Linked DNA regions of Homo sapiens: region 2 is linked to region 1. The links are chromatin contacts, found by Hi-C or POLR2A ChIA-PET in ENCODE. All regions are on one chromosome and are shown on one strand. The core of a region is the stretch at or near the end of the contact, and the rest is flanking DNA. Distances in the headings are between cores, read along the strand shown. Region 1 overlaps MAP4 (microtubule associated protein 4). Region 2 overlaps SMARCC1 (SWI/SNF related BAF chromatin remodeling complex subunit C1).

What was found. Hi-C counts contacts between places; a loop is a spot of excess contacts on that map. ChIA-PET counts read pairs that join two places held with the same protein, here RNA polymerase II (POLR2A). Pooled maps may share reads with other maps.
Region 2: a pooled map shows a loop between it and region 1 (2.9-fold over the local background). The contact joins two enhancer-like sites. A Hi-C loop is called at or near these places in 1 of 37 single-sample maps with no recorded cell type and 2 of 50 pooled maps. POLR2A ChIA-PET finds 5 or more read pairs at or near these places in 2 of 52 experiments (GM12878 and activated T-cell).

What each region holds. Positions count from the first base shown.
Region 1 is chr3:47,987,797-47,993,566 of GRCh38, reverse strand. The region is part of intron 2 of MAP4 (microtubule associated protein 4); the gene reads left to right. Among named protein-coding and RNA genes, the nearest start is that of MAP4, 26 kb to the left of the region's middle. Within about 2 kb of position 3,471, at least 4 of the 41 ENCODE cell types and tissues checked have a DNase peak (open chromatin) inside an H3K27ac peak, as active enhancers do.
Region 2 is chr3:47,740,157-47,745,926 of GRCh38, reverse strand. It overlaps SMARCC1 (SWI/SNF related BAF chromatin remodeling complex subunit C1), which reads left to right. Exons shown (of 28, transcript NM_003074.4): 3 at 1-19. Among named protein-coding and RNA genes, the nearest start is that of SMARCC1, 39 kb to the left of the region's middle. RefSeq lists an enhancer at 2,667-2,806. Within about 2 kb of position 3,173, at least 2 of the 41 ENCODE cell types and tissues checked have a DNase peak (open chromatin) inside an H3K27ac peak, as active enhancers do.

The DNA.
Region 1 (5,770 bases), core at 2,222-4,721:
ATGCAACCATTTTGGCACCAGTTGAGTGGAAAGTTTGCTCAATTTTAATTTATCAGCCAAAATTGTATAAACTGAACCAATTGAGATGTCTGTGGTATTGGCTATTGTTTCTGCTAATTGTCAATCCTCTTCAATTAGATCATTCTTTTTTCCTCTCAAATTGATATTGGTGGTCTGCCACGGTGGGCTTCATCTTCAACATCATCTCCTCCTTTATTTTTTTTCTTTTTTTGAGACAGAGTCTTACTACATTGCCCAAATTAGAGTATAGTGACTATTTACAGGTGTAACCATAGCACACTACAGCCTTGAACTCCTGGGCTCAAGTGATCCTCCTGTCTCAGCCTTCCAAGTAGCTGGGACTATAGGTGCGGACCACTGCATCTGGCTGATGTCTTAAAACAAGTTATTCATGTGTAAACTACTGATTTGTTTGGGGCATTGTCCCCATAAACTTTACACAAAGCATCAGTGATTTCACCATTCTTTCATCCAAGCTTCACCATAAATTTACCATTTGCTTTTGCTTCAATTTTAGCAGAATTCATGTTGCTTTATTAGGGGCTCTTTTCAAACTGATGTTTTATCCTTTTTAGTGCTTCAAACTAGATCCTGTTCAGACGTGTTATAACAAGTTAGTATGAGCTTTTTTTTTTTTTTTTTAAGATGGAGTGTCTCTCTGTCACCCAGGCTGGAGTGCGGTGGCACAGTCTCGGCTCACTGCAACCTCTACCTCCTGTGTTCAAGAGATTCTCCTGCCTCAGCCTCCTGAGTAGCTGGGCTTATAGGCACATGCTACCATGCCCAGCTAATTTTTGTATTTTTAGTAGAGATGGGGTTTCGCCATATTGGTCAGGCTGGAGTATGAGTTATTTTGATACAAAAAAACTCCCTTGAAATCCATGAATAATTTTTTCATAGAATGCATTTTCCACGAACTTGTTGAAGATACCATGTTTAAAGTTTATAATTATAGCTGGGCGTGGTAGTGTGCGCCTGTAGTCCGAGCTACACAGGAAGCTGAGGTAGGAGGCAATCACTTGAGCCCCAGAGGTCGAGGCTGCAGTGAGCCATAAAAGCACCACTGTGCTGCAGCCTGGGTGACAGAGAGAGACCCCGTCTCTAAAAATAATAATAATAATAAAGTTTATAATTATGATAGGTTGTAAATTACTACATTTTTTCCATACCAGCTTCCTAAAAGTTGTAGAAGTCTTAACTTAAAGGAAGGGGTGATGGCTGTTTGGAGACATCAAATAAGAAAAACGAAGGAAGCCGCCTTATTTAGTCTTGTAGAAATCTGGTGCAATTAGTGAGTTCTTTATGAATGGAGACTTCTCTGCTGTGGGTCTGATTTTTATACATTATCGGACTGATGGTTTTTGCCATAATGACAGGTTTCATATTTGTGTTTTTCCTGGAGAACATTCTAAACAAGATGTTCTTCTGAATACATCTTTAGAAGTGATGGAAGGGCCCTAGACTTCATTAATGTTTTATTATACATCTAACTTTAAGTTTGATTTTGTTCTTAGATGAGGTTCAGTAAACTACTGCTGATTGCTGACACTTTTTTTTTTTTTGAAGACAGGGTCTTACTGGGCGCGGTGGTTCACGCCTATAATCCCAGCACTTTGGGAGGCTGAGGCGGGTGGATCACCTGAGGTCAGGAGTTCGAGACCAGCCTGGCTAACATGGTGAAACCCTGTCTCTACTAAAAACACAAAAAAATTAGCTGGGCGTGGTGGTGGGCACCTGTAATCCCAGCTACTCAGGAGGCTGAGGCAAGAGTAATCACTTGAACCCGGGAGGCAGAGGTTGCCGTGAGCCGAGATCGTGCCATTGTTGCACTCCAGCCTGGGCAACAAGAGCGAAATTCCGTCTCAAAAAAAAAAAAGAAAAGACAGATTCTTTCCATGTCACCTAGGCTGGAGTGCAGTGGCACAATCATAGCTTACTGCAACATCTAACGTAACTCCTGGGCTCAAACGTTCCTCCTGCCTCAGGCTCCTGAATAGCTTGGACTACAGGTGCGCGTGCCTTGCTTATCCTTTTATTTTTATAGCGACAGTCAGACTGTGTTCCTCTGGCTGGTCTGGAACTCATGGCCTCAAGCGATCCTCCTGCCTTAGCCTCCCAAAGCACTGGGATTACAGGTGTGAGCCACCACACCCAGCCTAGTGCTCTCGATATGTTCTTACAACAGGCTTAGTTAGGCCAACCAGTGGAAGTTTATCAACCATTTTCTTGCCTCTAGATATAGAAGGGACGGTTGAGTAGGTTACACATAATAGAACTCTTTGAACAATGGTGTTTTATTTCCTTTAATTCTTACATGTCCACCCTAATTGTCTTCAACTTATAAAATGAGAAGTAAGAAAGCAGGGTTGCTTTTATGGCATTTATGACAAAGTAGGAAAATTGCTTTTTTCTCTAAGTATGATTTCTGCCTTCATGCCTGGCAACACAAGAACCCCCCGACCTTTATTCCTTTTCTTTGGATCTACTATACTCATTTCCTTTTGCACTTCAACTTATTCTTGCTTCTACAAGTATTTTATCTTAGCATTGCCTGTGTAAACCATCTAAATACCAATACCTAGAAATAAAATTGGTGTCAAACTCTTCTTCTAAAATGCCTATCACCTTGGGAAACAATTCTCAAATACTTTTTCAGGATATGTGTACTACTTGTTTTGCACCACGGCTGTAATAAGAAAAAAATAAAAAGAAAATTATGTACTTCCTGACTTTTTTCCTTAAAAAATGGTGTTTTCCTTAATTGTTCATTATCAGCATTATATGGCCCTATTTTCTAGGTGAGGGAGACAAAAGATAGAACCCTTTCTCTTAGATGTGAATGACGAAGCAAACATCTGTGACTCTTGTTCTTTCAGATGATCATCTAGCACAGTATTGACCCTCAGACACAAATAGCACATTTATGGAACAAGTCACTTAATTTTTCTGTTCTCTGTGTGATTAAATAGTTCTTCTTCTGAAGTCGAGAAAATGCTTTCTCCTCAACATTCCATAAGGCCTTTGAAGCTAAAAGCTTATTCCCATAGAATAAGAAGTTAACACAGGGCAATGGCCTGGCTAAGTTTTTTGCATTTTTAGTAAAGACAAGGTCTCACTGTGTTGCCTGGACTGGACTGGTTTTGAACTGCTGGGCTCAAGTGATCCTCCTGCCTTGACTTCCCATAGTGCTGGGATTACAGGTGGGAGACACCGTACCCTGCCACACACCAGCAGTCTGTTTTAACAAGCCATAATAGGTGACTCGGATACACATGCATGATTGAGAAACACTAATCCATGGAAAAGGGCCTAAGTGACAACTATTAATAGATACTGCAGAATTTCTCCTTAATACACTGGTATTTCTTTTGCAGAAAATTGCAACCAGCTTAATTGGCCAGTAGAGGGCAGTGTTGGCATGGGTCTGACAGCACCAGAGGGTTCCCTTGCATTGAGACCTGGCTGTTTTGCCCAAGGCTGACTCACAGCACACATGCCTTCTCAGGTTCTTGCTACTTCTCTGCCAAGCTGATTTGCCTGCTGTGGGAATCTGACATCTCCTGGGGAGAGGGAATCAACAAAATAAAGTAAATTTGAATATCTTTATATCTCAGAGAATGTGATTAGTTTCTAAAAAAAAAAAGTGTGCTATTTTCGATGCTGTGTGTATTTCACTGAGAAAGTTTTCATTTCATGAAATGGGGGTTCTCTGGGGAAGTCAGTCAGTGAGAAAACACATTATAGCATCTTTTGAATTAGGACTTTTCCAGTAATGTGCAGTATGATTAGGGTCCAGTATGTCTTATCTGGCAGGGAAATATACAAGCCTTTTTTCTACTTGTCAACCTTATTGTTTTTAGTGTTGTTACGTTGTTTTTATTCTCTCCTGGGCTTATATTTTTAGATTGTGAGGTGTTGTATGTATAGTAGAATCCAGCTTCTCTTCTTCCTTTCTAACCTCTTCTTGCTTTCATTTTATTTTATTCTAGTAAAGTTTCTTGATCAGCCTACAGTTATTCTATAGGTGGTTGATAGATAAATTTACAGTTGGTCAACATATAGTTAATAACAGTGAGAATAACAATAGCTAATAACAGTGAGAATAACAATTACTATTTAGCACTGTACAGTTGACATCCTGTATTACTGCATTTAGTCCCACTTCCCAGGTGAAGCTTAAGTATTAGAAATGAGAAGGTTGCATTTGATCATTTAGTTAATAATGACAGCACAACCTGAACCCAGATCTTCTAATCTCACTTTTATTTTTATTAAACAATTAAAACAATATTTTTTAAATAGAGATGTGGTCTTGCTATATTGCCCAGGTTGGTCTCAAACTCCTGGCCTCAAGCAGCCCTTCCGCCTAGGCCTCCCAAAGTGCTGGGATTACAGACATGAGCTACTGGATCTTCTCATTTTAAACCCCTGTTCTGGCTGGGCATGGTGGCTCATGCCTGTAATCCCCAGCACTTTGAGAGGCTGAAGCAGGCAGATCACGAAGTCAGGAGTTCGAGACCAGCCTGATCAACATGGTGAAATCTCATCTCTACTAAAAATACAAAAAATTAGCCAGGCGTGGTGGTGCTCACCAGTAATCCCAGCTACTCAGGGGGCTGGGGCAAGAGAGTCTTGAACCCAGAAGGTGGAGGTTGCAGTGAGCCAAGATCGTGCCACTGCATTCAAGCCTGGGCGACAGCGAGACTCCGTCTCAAAAAATAAATAAATAAAATAAACCCCTGTTCTTTCTGTGAAACTATACCTTTTTCATGAACACATACTTTCTACTTGATCTAGTATCTCACTGATAGTTTTTAAAAACTAAAAATCCATTTTTTAAATTCAAATAGAATTATTAGATGTATGTTCAGGAAATGTAAAAGAATCTTGCTTCATTTCAATACAGAGCACAAACTGAGGGACTCTGCCACTAATTCACATGAGTTTGTAAAATATTTCACTTTCCTAGACAACTGTTTCACATCTACTCTCTGAAACTTCTGGCACTTGCTCTCCTGTTCATATTCATAAGTCATATTCATAAATTAATTGGCTTAATCAGAACAGAACTTCCACATGGTCCCACCACATATTTCCTCCTCACCTATGTTCATCTATGCCCTTATTGTCTGCTCTTTTTCTGTTATGGGTGAACTGTTCATGCTGTCACTCAGGCCACTGCTGTCACAGTTACCTCTTCTGTCTCCTGCATCATCAGTTCTTTTCTTTCAATTGGGTCATTCACCAGCATCAAACATACTATAATTTTTTTATCATTAAAAAAAAAATCCTGTCTGAATCTCACATCCATCTCATCTATCTTTTTGCTTTGCTTTCTTTTTTTTTTTTTTTGAGACGGAGTCTTGCTATGTCACCCAGGCTGGAGTGCAGTGGCGCGATCTTGGCTCACTGCAAGCTCCGCCTCCCGGGTTCACGCCATTCTCCTGCCTCAGCCTCCTGAGTAGCTGGGACTACAGGCGTGTGCCGCCACGCCCGGCTAATTTTTTGTATTTTTAGTAGAGACGGGGTTTCACCGTGTTAGCCAGGATGGTCTCAATCTCCTGACCTCGTGATCCGCCCACCGTAGCCTCCCAAAGTGCTGGGATTACAGGCGTGAGCCACCGTGCCCGGCCTGCCTTCTTTTAAAGAGACGTTTCTACTACCTGTCACCAATTCCTTTCCTTCCATTTCCTCTTGAATTCACTCTCATCAGACTTTAACATATGCATGACCCCAAAACTTCTCTTAC
Region 2 (5,770 bases), core at 1,924-4,423, 250 kb after region 1:
ATAAAAATGAACAGGGATGGTAAGTTTTTGTATTTGTTTGCATGTTTTGATCTTAAGTTATTTACTTTTAAGTCCTGTTTCCTTGTGTTAGAAAATCCTGTAAGCACATGATGATTAATGTGTTTTACCAAGAGCCCTAATTTACCTTGTTTCTACATCCAAGAAAAATATCAAGCAACCACGTATTTATTTATTTTTGAGACAGGGTCTTAAAAATAGGACCAACCAAGGCTGTTGGCAAGGCTAGAAGTGCAGTGGTGGAATCTCAGGTCACTGCATCCCGCGCATCAGATTCAAGCAATTCTCATGCCCCAGCCTCCTGAGTAGCTGGGACTGTAGGCGTGCACCACCATGCCTGGCTAATTTTTCTATTTTTAGTAGAAATAGGGTTTTGTCATGTTGGTCAGGCTGCTCTCAAACTCCTGGCCTCAAGCACTCCACCCATCTCAGCCTCCCAAAGTGCTGGGATTACAGGCGTGAGCCACCGCACCCGGCCACAACCAAGTATTTATTAGGGAAGTGATTTCTTATATTTGATTTTTATAGTAACAGGTGTACATTGTTAGCAAATTAGAAGGTAGGCTTGCCATGAAATGTGTGTGTATAATGAACTCATACATTATATTTGAAGTGGATAGATAGTATTTTTGTTTGTTTGTTTTGTTTTTTTGAGACTTAGTTGCGCTTTTTCGCCCAGGCTGGAGTGAAGTGGCACCATCTCAGCTCACTGCAACCTTCCAGTGATTCTCCTGCCTCAGCCTCCTGAGTAACTGGGATTACAGGCACCTGCCACCACATGCCCAGCTAATTTTTGCATTTTTAGTAGAGATGGGGTTTCACCATGTTGGCCAGGCTGGTCTCGAACTCCTGACCTCAGGCGATCTACCTGCCTTGACCTTCCAAGGTGCTAGGATTACAGGTGTGAGCCACCGTGCCTGGCCAGATAGCAGTTTTAAGAGATAAAGTTATCTAGGCCTGCAAGAGTATTCCATTTTGCTATCCTCAGGACAGGGATAAAAGAAATAGAGATCTTTGCCTAGGTCAGTGTTGTAGATAGATTGAGAATCCCTGCAGATATTCCTGCCATTTTGCTCCCTTCAGTCTTTTCCCCTTTTCTAGCTGTCTCTCTTGGTACTATTTCTTTTTTTTCTCTTGAACTCTGGAGTTTCCATCAGTTACTGGGACTAGTGATGTCCTGAGCTGTGGGGTTGTCAGGGACATAGTTCACAGGGTAGGGTTGGGGGAGTGGAGTATATTGTCCTGAAATTGTTTGGTATTTTCAGTTGAGTTAGTGGTGCACAGTTTATAACCTTAGCATCTTTCCAGGAGAATACACATGTAATTTATATATTTTACTTTAAAAGTTAAGCTAACCCAATACTTTATGGTTGGGAAGTGCAAATAAATATTTAGATCAACAATAAGGACAAGTGTGTAATTAAATAAATTATTTATATAGTAAATAGTAGGAGATACAAACTTACATGTGTATTTACTGAAACTTTTTATATATGGATGGTGTTTAATAGATATTGATTTGGATCACCTGAGGTCAGGAGTTCGAGTCCAGACTGGCCATCATGGCGAAACCCTGTCTCTACTAAAAATACAAAAAAAATTAGCCAGACTTGGTGGCAGGCACTTGTAATCCCAGGTACTCAGGAGGCTGAGACAGGAGAATTGCTTGAACCCGGGAGACGGAGGTTGCAGTGAGCTGAGATTGCGCCACTGCACTCCTGCCTGGGCTGTCTCCAAAAAAAAAGATATTGACTAAAGTAGCATGAGACTTGTTTCTTTTTGTTATCAGAGGTAGCTCTCTGTTTTCCAGTTCTGTGTCTAGCTCTGATGTTGGACCTCTCACGATGGTATTCCCTATCTAGGAGCAACGGCATGTCTCTGTACTTGTAGAGATGGTTTGTACCCTACTGTTAACTCTGGGTTCCCAGTTGGAACTCTTTTCTGTCCTTGGTTCTTGTTTAGCTTTTATCACAAGTCCTAACCTGGACACTTGAGGATAGAATACCAAAGTGATATGATTTTTCCTAGGTCACATATTGTGGAACTTGCTTTGTGTCTGTAGTTTCTGCACAATGAAATTTTTTTTTTTTTTTTTTGAGACATAGTCTCGCTCTGTCACCCAGGCCGGAGTGCAGTGGTGTAATCTCGGCTCACTGCAACCTCTACCTCCCAGGTTCAAGCAGTTCTCCTGCCTCACCCTCCTGAGTAGCTGGGATTACAGGTGCCTGCCACCACACATGGCTAATTTTTGTATTTTTAGTAGAGACCAGGTTTCTCCATGTTGGCCAGGCTGGTCTTGAACTCCTGACTCAGGTGACCCGCCAGACTCGGCCTCCCAAAATGCTGGGATTACAGGCATGAGTCACCATGCCCGGCCACAGTGAAATATTTTTATCTGAAATCACTTGCAGTAGTTTAGAAAGATACGTGTAATACAGGCCGGGTGCAGTGGCTTGTCTCAAAAAAAAAGGAAGATATATGTAATACAGTTTCCTTAAAATTAAAAGTGGGACTAAAAAAGACGTAAAGGATAGGGTTAGCATTGTCAGGAATAAGAATTTTTCCAAGTCTTTTATGCAGATTGTGCCAGAATTATTTCCTTTCAGGTATAGTTATGTGTCCAGTTTCAGTGTGCACCTTCTCTCATCTCTTGTGCCTCGCACACTTGAAGTGAGTGCATATTTTAGTAACTCCCCACTCTGTTTGGATATCTGAATACTGACCTGTCATTCTTGCCCCATGCCTAACATGCCTCTCAGAACTTTGTCTGTGTTCTTTAATTGAACCTCACAGTCTAGGTTGCATTTCTGGCTTTAGGTCCAAAGTTTGCTGGTTTTGTTATTACGGCAAGCACTATTTTCTTCTTATTTCATTGTGGTTCTGCTTTCTTACTGACTTCTCAGTAGTCTTTGTTTTAGTCTCTAGTGACACGAAGCTCTAATGTCATGCATATGAGGTTGAATGGGAATACCTGGTAATTACTAGCATATTTGTGAAGAGACTGTACAGATTAATATTACAGAATTGGCCAGCTGTGGTGGCTCATGCCTGTAATCCCAGCACTTTGGGAGGCTGAGGTCAGCGGATTGCTTGAGCCCAGGAGTTTGAACCCAGCCCAGGCAATGTGGGAAAACTCAGCCTCTACAAAAAATAGGAAAATTAGCTGGGTGTGGTGGTGCATGCCTATAGTCCCAGCTACTCCGGATGCTGAGGTGGGAGGATCACTTGAGTTCAGGATGTAGAGGCTGCAGTGAACCAAGATTGCACCACTGCACTCCAGCCTGGGTGACAGAGACCCTGTGTCAAAAACAGAAAGAGAGATTACAGAATTGAAATGTTAAGTTTGATCTTTCTGGATGTTTCTAAATAGGTAAAATCAATGAGTGTCTTATTTATGGTTTTTCTCCTGAAGGATAAAACTTTGTATAGAGTTGAAGTATAGTTATATGTAACTGAAGGATAACAAGTTTGACCTATTCATGGAAATCCAAACGGATCTCCCAAAGGAGAGATTAAATACCAAGTTCAATTAAGTAATAGAGAGTTGACTGTTAGTGCCCACATGCCCAGAGATTAGGACGTTGTTTATTTTTTCCTACAGTTCTAAAGAGATTGTTACATGTTTTTTTTTTTTTCTTTTTTGAGACGGAGTCTTGCTCTGTCACCCAGCAGGCTGGAACCCTATCTTGAGAATGTTTATATTAAGTTTTGCTTTCTAATAATACAGATAGATGTTCAAGCTTCAACCCGAAAGAGGAATGCAAATTAGAACTATAATCATTAGGCTGGTGTGGTGGCTCATGCCTGTAAAAGGGCATCAGAAGCAAACTTCTAAAAGGAAAAACAAAAATGCACTGAGCCAAAGGCAAGACAACAATAGAACCAAACAGTTTTGTGGGGAAGTGACAAAAGCTGGCCTCAAATAAGGAGCTTTGTATGATGACAGCAAGCTATAATACCCTGGAGGCCATCCCCACAGGATGGTCTAGTATGCCATACCCCAAAAGGGTGGCAAACATCATAGTGGTGCCAGGTGTGGTAACTCACACCTATAATCTGAGCACTTTGGGAGGCTGAGGCAGAAGAATCACTTAAGTCCAGGAGTTCAAGACTAACCTGGGCAACATAGCAAGACCCCATCTCTATTTTTTAAAATAATAGTAAAATAAATAGATATCCTGGAGGCAATTAGAGCTCTGAAAACAGGTATACAAGTATGAAGAATGAGGGGTGAAGAATTGAAGAATAAGGAAAGGAAAATATATTTGTTATTCATTAAATGGAAGTGTATCGTAAAGATACTCATCCTTGTCTTCACGTTGAGTAGTTGGAGGAGTAAGGGAAAAGAGAAAGGCTGTTCTTGCTTTCTTGGATGGTAGAGGTAGAAGAAAATCCACATATGAATAGACCTCATTTCCAGCCTATGTTGTTTAAGGGTCAAGTTTAGATATTTTGCCATGTATTTATTTCTCAAATAGGATTTTAGAAAGTGTAATAACACTACCATTATTACAGATATGAAAATTAGCAATAATTTTTAATATTAAATCGTTGAGTGTTCAAATTTCCCTTATCTCATAAATGATTTTTATATCTTATTTGAATTAATATTCAAACAAGGTGCAGTGCAGACATTGCCTTTGGTTGATATGACTAACTCTCTTCGAAAAAGTTAAAGTTTTCTATCTCTTCCGTCTCTTTTCCTCACAAGTACCTCCCGCTCTACTGAAACAGTTGTCTCGTAGGATTGTCCATGTTTTATTAGATTTTGCTTATATGCCTCCAGTTTATCATTTAACATGGTCTTCTAAATTTCTTGTAAACTGGTGGTAGAAGCTTAGTCTGATTTGGTTCCTTATCTTTTTTTGGCAACAATAATAATCATAGATAATGTTTTATTCTTCTATCTGGAGGTATACAATATCTGGTTGTTTATGTGTGTAGTGGGCAGACATTGATGTTCACTGCCTAGAGTCATTTCATTACAACTTTACAAAGTCACAATATTCTAATTTTGAAAATTAGATTGTAGGTTTTTGTTTTTTTTTTTTTTTTTTTGAGTCAGAGTCTCCCTCTGTCGCCCAGGCTGGAGTGCAGTTTATAGTTTGCTCTGTAAAGCTGCACATTCTTCTAGCCAGTAGGGCTGTAAAGGAAAAGTTTTAAAAACCTGGCCATTGTCCTCAAGGTATCTAATGAGATGTCTCACTAACAAGATAGTTCTTTGATGGGGCTGTATCAGCATTGTGCACAGGATGTATTAAGAACATGAAAGGCCGGCGCACTGGCTCATGCCTATAATCCCAGCACTTTGGGAGGCTGAGGTGGGTGGATCACGAGGTCAGGAGTTCAAGACCTGCCTGGCCCACATGGTGAAACTCCATTTCTACTAAAAATACAAAAATTAGCCGGGTGTGGGCCAGGCATAGTGGCTCACACCTGTAATCACAGTGCTTTGGGAGGCCGAGGTGGGTGGATCTCGAGGTCAGGAGTTTGAGATCAGCCCTGCCAATATGATGAAACCCCGTCTCTACTAAAGATACAAAAGATTAGCAGGGTGTGGTGGTGCATGCCTGTAATCCCAGCTACTCGGGAGGCTGAGGCAGGAGAATCGCTTGAACCCAGAAGGCGGAGGTTGCAGTAAGCTGAGATCGCCCCATTGCACTCCAGTCTGGACGACAGGGCGAGAGTCTGTCTTTTAAAAAAAAAAAAAAAAAAAAAAAAAAAAAAAAAGATGGCCGGGCGTGGTGGCTCA